Linked DNA regions of Homo sapiens: region 2 is linked to region 1. Evidence: read pairs that join two places in POLR2A ChIA-PET (ENCODE). Cell type or tissue: K562. All regions are shown on one strand. Links, peaks and the distances in the headings refer to the core of each region. The heading gives the core; the rest is flanking DNA.

Evidence for each region. ChIA-PET counts read pairs that join two places held together with the same protein. Peaks named below come from ENCODE experiments on the same cell type or tissue, not always from the same donor. Only the 100,000 strongest peaks of a DNase experiment are listed, where the experiment ranks them.
Region 2: POLR2A ChIA-PET joins it to region 1 with 7 read pairs; 11 of 35 experiments call an interaction of 5 or more read pairs at or near these places.

Annotation. Positions count from the first base shown.
Region 1 is chr12:6,601,472-6,604,376 of GRCh38, forward strand. CHD4 (chromodomain helicase DNA binding protein 4) reads right to left here. Exons shown (of 40, transcript NM_001273.5): 3 at 905-1,026; 4 at 489-704; 5 at 177-295; 6 at 1-59. Among named protein-coding and RNA genes, the nearest start is that of CHD4, 4.5 kb to the right of the region's middle. In K562, for the core only: no CTCF peak of the experiment used is centred there; no DNase peak of the experiment used is centred there.
Region 2 is chr12:6,929,032-6,931,936 of GRCh38, forward strand. All of the region lies in intron 1 of ATN1 (atrophin 1), which reads left to right. Among named protein-coding and RNA genes, the nearest start is that of ATN1, 2.5 kb to the left of the region's middle. In K562, for the core only: no CTCF peak of the experiment used is centred there; a DNase peak (open chromatin) is centred at 1,220; H3K4me3 peaks cover 1,090 bases.

The sequences.
Region 1 (2,905 bases), core at 134-2,633:
CCAAAACCATCATCATCTTGGAGACAGCAATCTTGGGATTTTTGGCAGCAATGAGGGGTCTGGTGGAGAAATGCACAAGAGCAGAGGGAAAGGTTTAAGAATAAAAAAAGAAAGAGAAGTAAGAAGAGAGAACAGAAAGATTCTCCTCCCCCTTCCCCAAACCCCTTCTGTTTTACCTGACAAACTGGCTGAAGGCCTTGTAGTTGGTGAGGGTTCGATAATCCTCCTCTGAGAACACGTGGTCAATGTCTTCCATGCCCCAGTCTTCCAGGAGCTGAGCAGATGATTTAGGCTCCTGCAGAAAGAGCAAAGTCAAGTAAGTACCTGCCACCTAGTGCCCACACTTGCTAAGCAAATTTGTGTGGAAAAATCAGAGTAACAGAGTTAAGAGGAAAAGAAGAGAAAGTGTTCTAAAGGGCAGTAAGGTGTCTAGGAAACAAAAAGACAAAAGTTTAACAGTACAAAGAAGAGGATGGAGGTCCAGGCACCTTTGAATCATCATCATCATCCTCCTCCTCCTCCTCCTCCTTCCGCTTGGATTTGCTCTTCTTCTCTTTCTTAGGTCCAAGCTTCTTCTTCTTCTTCTTGCCAGGAGTATAGTCGCTGCCCTCACTGTCTGAGCGCAGAGCCACCTCTTCCTCCTCCTCCACAAACTCTGGCCCCTCCCCAGAGCTGTCCCCCAGCTGCCGGCATAAGAGCATACGCTGGAGCAGGGCAAGGGGGGAAGAGGGAGACAGACACACACATGCTACACACATGCTGACCTCAGGACAGCCCTGAGGCTCATCCCCAGAACATGGCCCACCACTTCTGAGAAAGAAACAAATGCCCTCAGCCCTTCAACCCTTCTCAGAGCTCCTCCCTTCTTCCTCTGATTCCCCGTAACATTCAGTCACCCACTCACCTCCTTTTTTTGGCGCTTGCTCTTAGGGATTTTAGGGTCCCGAGGTTTCTTAGGCTTTTTCTTCTTCTTGAGCTTTGGAGTCTCTGTTTCTGACAAATCCTCTTCTGGGTCCTCTTCATTTTCTACATATATTTGGCAAAGAGTGGTAGGCAGGGAAAAGATCAATAGCAAAAGGTTAGGCCCTAATCCAGAGGCTTTAGACTTTATTCCCCACCTCTTGTCCCAGATTCCTCTGAAGAGAACTGCTATACTCTGTACAGGAGGAAGCTGATACCCAGGACAAAAACAGACAAAGAGAGAGCTGTATATACCCGAAATAGGCCTGCCAGGCCAGACCAGGCCCACCTCGGGCAGCTGTCCAGACCCCTGCCTCCTCTCTCCCGTTCCTACCAGTCCTCTAGATGTTCACCAGTACAGCTGAACTGAGCTGCTCAGAGTTCACCAAGTAAGAGAACTAGATTTAGGCCTCCTGTAACTGGCCACCAAGTTATTCTATAAACCAGGGAATGAGAATGAAAGATCCTACTCAGAAGGCAAAAACTATAGAATATACCTTCCCAGAACAGGATCAGTTCAGGGGTCTCGGAAACCACACCCTTCTCTAACCACTTTGAAGTCATCACTGCTCAAATTAACCAGAACCTCCAAGTCCTAGGTTCAGGTGCCAGCTCAATCTCATGCCCACTTCTAAAATACAATTTCCTTTCCCCATCTCCAACCCTAATGTTCCTCCTCAGCTTCTCCTGGGTCAGCAGCCTCTTCTCCCTAGGGGCCCGAATCAGCCCAGCTGTCACCATCTCCCCTACACCCGCCCCCCAGCAAGCCTCCTCCCATCTGGCTCCACCTCCTCCCCTGGCTGGAGGCACACACAAAGCCTGGGTAAGACTGAAAGCTCCTGGGCAAGGATAGGTGGGAAGGGACACAGAGAAGACCAGGAGGCAGCTTCCTTTGTAACAGACATTCACACTGGCTCCGACTCCCTCCTCCCTCCTCTCTCCCTCTTCCCAAGCCACCCCCGCCCAAAGGGGGGTGGGTAGAGAAAGGAGTGGAGAGAAGAAGGGAGTGCCTCACCCACTGAGGAGAGGGAAAATGGCTCCTGACCGCAGAAGCCAGCCCAGGGCACCCAGCTGCCAACATAGGACAGACAGGAAGTGGCAGGGGAGGGGGTGGGTTTGAGAGAGGTGGGGTGGCGGGGGGGGAGACTGCCCTCATAGAAGCCTCCCCAAATTACCTGGCCCCAGGTCCAAATGCCACCTACTCTGGGATGACAACAGTTCACAAGAGCCCACCCTAACATCCTAAGCAAGGAAACCCAAGGAAAGCGAGACAAACATGAAGGTAATACTAAGAGAAGAACTCGATCACTCCCTCAATCATAATTATTTTTTCAATCATCAGAGCTGAGATTTAACAAAGGCTCAGTGGACTTGTGGTCAGCGCATACAACCTTCTCCCCAAATTTCTGATACCCAAAAGATTTAGTTTGAGGAATGGAGGCCCACAAGAAGTCTCTGAAGCTCAGCTTCCTCACCACTCCCACCCAGATTCCTATCCAACATATGGGAATGTCTGCACAAAAAAACAGAGCAGGACCTAGACAGTGGTAGAAGAGAATATCCCAATCGGGTGCAATGGCTCATGCCTGTAATCGCAGCACTCTGGGAGGCTGAGGCGGGCAGATCATTTGAGGTCAGTTCGAAACCAGCTTGGCCAACATGGTGAAACCCTGTCTCTACTAAAAAAACAAAAATTAGCCAGGCATGGTGGTGGGTGCCTGTAATCCCAGCTACTCAGGAGGCTGAGGCAGGAGAATCGCTTGAGCCCGGGAGGCGGAGGTTGCAGTGAGCCAAGATCGCACACTGCACTCCAACCTTGGCGACAGAGTGAGACCCCATCTCAAAAATAAAAAAGAAAATAATATCCCTCCTTCAATCCCTGACATGTTCTTAGCTCTTAACCCCCAAAATTAGCCCTAAAATGTCTCTGGCTCCCCACTTCCTG
Region 2 (2,905 bases), core at 154-2,653, 330 kb after region 1:
ACGGTTTTCATTCCCCTACTGCAGGTCACCTCTGACCCTGTTTTCCCTATCCCAGACATAGTTATTTCTTGGAGAGGGCACTGGGGCCCAGTAGTGTGGGTTATCCCAAAACTAGTGAGGAGGAAAACAGGAACACAGAAGGGGGAGTTGGGAAGAAAGGGGTTCTGGGAGGATGGAAATGGAGAATTGAGCAACCTTACAGGCACTCCAGGCAAGTTGCGACCTCCACCCTCCACCCTCCAATTTCCGGAGCGTCCGCTGCCCCTGGAGCTGTGATCTATATAGGGAGGCCTTAGTTACTGCTTTGAGCTCAAAGATCTCCCTTTGTGCATGGGCTTATTTTGACTAGGGTAGGTACCTTCAAGCTCCCTTACCTGAGGTGCTATAGGAGGGTAGGAGTTGCTTTGGCAACTGGGGTAGGGGGTAGCTGCCAGATGGACACCTGGGATGGTCTCTTGAGGGGCACCTTTTGCCACTGTGTTGCTATGGTAGTGATCCAGTGGGATGTCAGATTGGTTGGGGGGGCTTCGAATGTTTATTGGACCTCAGCCTGTGGCTGTCCTTGGGACTCTGGGCTGGGTTTTGGAGGTTGTTTCTGGATCTGTTGGTGGTTGGGAGTTTCCCCACGGTGTGCACCCTTTCATGTTGAAGTCTGTTGGAACAGGTAGATACGTTCCTTGCAGATCATAGGTGTTTCTCCAAGTCTCTCCACCTGGGCATGATGGGAGGATGAAAACGCTTCTGTTCAGGTTACACCATCTTTTGGCAGTTGGTTCTGACCTCTACCTCCCTTATTATGTTATTTTTTGTAGAGTTGTCTTTTTGCTTCTTTGCACTTTCTTTCATTTTCTAAAACTTGAATTCCTCTTTGAGCCTCCCTTCTTGAGTAACCCTTTTCCTCTTTCCCTCAACTAACCTTTGGCCTTCTTCCCTGACCTTGTAGAAATGGCTGGGCTCCCAGGCCCATCCCAGGTGAGGGTGGCCCAGGACAGAGGGCTGTGAAACAGCTTCATGCAGGGGAAATACTATAGAACAGGAGCCAGGAGACCTGTGTCTAGACCTGGCTGTGCCTCTGTGACCTTGGGCAAGTCACTTCTCTTTGAGCCTGGGCTTCATTGTTAAGATGAAGGGGCTATAGATGAGATGATCTCTGAGGCCTCTCTGAAGGTCCCGGATTCTCAGAAGGCTTAGGCCAGTGCATCGTTATCTGCTGGTCTGGGCTGCATTGTTATCTAGGAGTCACTTTGGACTGGTTTGTTAGTCTGGCAGGTCCAGAATGATGTTGGGGGCTGGGCCAATGATCCTGAAATTTAGCCTGCGAGCCCCTCCCAGAGAGCTTGTGACTCCACTGTATTCCTTCTGACATCCCATATTTCTCTCTTAATTTCTTTTCCTGTTCTTACTTAGGGGCTCTTTTTCTAGTTCTCACTTTCCTCCCAACCCAGTCTGGTCTTAATCATTTTCTTTTTAAAGTAAGGTAATGGCAGTGCGCAGTGGCTCACGCCTGTAATCCCAGCACTTTGGGAGGCTGAGGCGGGCGGATCACGAGGTCAGGCGATTGAGACCATCCTGGCTAACACGGTGAAACCCCGTCTCTAGTAAAAATACAAAAAAATTAGCCGGGCGTGGTGGCGGGCGCCTGTAGTCCCAGCTACTCAGGAGGCTGAGGCAGGAGAATGGCGTGAACCCGGGAGGTGGAGCTTGCAGTGAGCCGAGCCGAGATCGCGGCACGGCACTCCAGCCTGGGTGACAGAGTGAGACTCCGTCTCAATAAATAAATAAATAAATAAATAAATAAAATAAAGCAAGGTAATGAAGGTGAATGTGCTTAGTATGTGGCCAGATACAGAGTAGGTGCTCTGTAATATTAGTTACAGTGATTGCCTGCTAGGAGTGTAGGCTGGTGCTAAAACATGACCCAGGTCTAGAAAGACACACAATCCACCCCTAACTCCTTTCCTCGTCTGCCACTCCTTATCCCCAGGATTACTTGTTCTTTTATGACTGCTTTTCTCCTTCAAAGCTTCTCATTGCTAGTTTTTATCAGATTTCAGGTGATTAAAAAAGAAGGGCATACTATGATTGCTGTGTTCCTCAGGTACATTCCTGTGTTTCTCTGACCTTTTGGATCCCCTAACCTAACTGACTTGGTGAACAGGTTCTGTGATGGGGAAGGGAGATGGACACCCTTCTCTAGGAGGGCTGGCAAAAATACACCAATCACAAATAGTCATCTTTGTTGTGCTTTTTGTTTAAGATTGTTTTCCTCTTTTGCTATGGTGGGTGTTGTTCTTCGGATTTTTTTTTTTTTTTGGTTGATAGTATTTTAAAACCAGTCTACATAACAACTAAAAAATGTGGGAAAATAGCTGTAGTTGAAAAAAAAAAAAAAAAAAAAAAGGCCGGGCATGGTGGCTCACGCCTGTAATCCCAACACTTTAGGAGGCTGAGGCAGGTGGATCATCTGAGGTCAGGAGTTCGAGACCAGCCTGGTCAACATGGTGAAACTCCGTCTCTACTAAAAATACAAAAATTAGCCAGGTGTGGTGGTGTGCGCTTGTAATCCCAGCTACTTGGGAGGCTGAGGCAGGAGAATCGCTTGAACCTGGGAGGCGGAGGTGGCAGTGAGCTGAGATCATGCCATAGCACCTCCAGCCTGGGGAACAAGAGCAAAGATCCATCTCAAAAAAAAAAAAAAGGAAAAAAAAAGAAAACTAGTTGGCCGGGCACAGTGGCTCACGCCTGTAATCCCAGCACTTGGGAAGGCCGAGGCAGGCAGATCACCTGAGGTCAGTAGTTCGAGACCACCCTGACTAACATGGTGAAACCCTGTCTCTACTAAAAATACAAAAAATTAGCCGGGTGTGGTGGTGCATGCCTGTAATCCCAGCTATTCAGGAGGCTG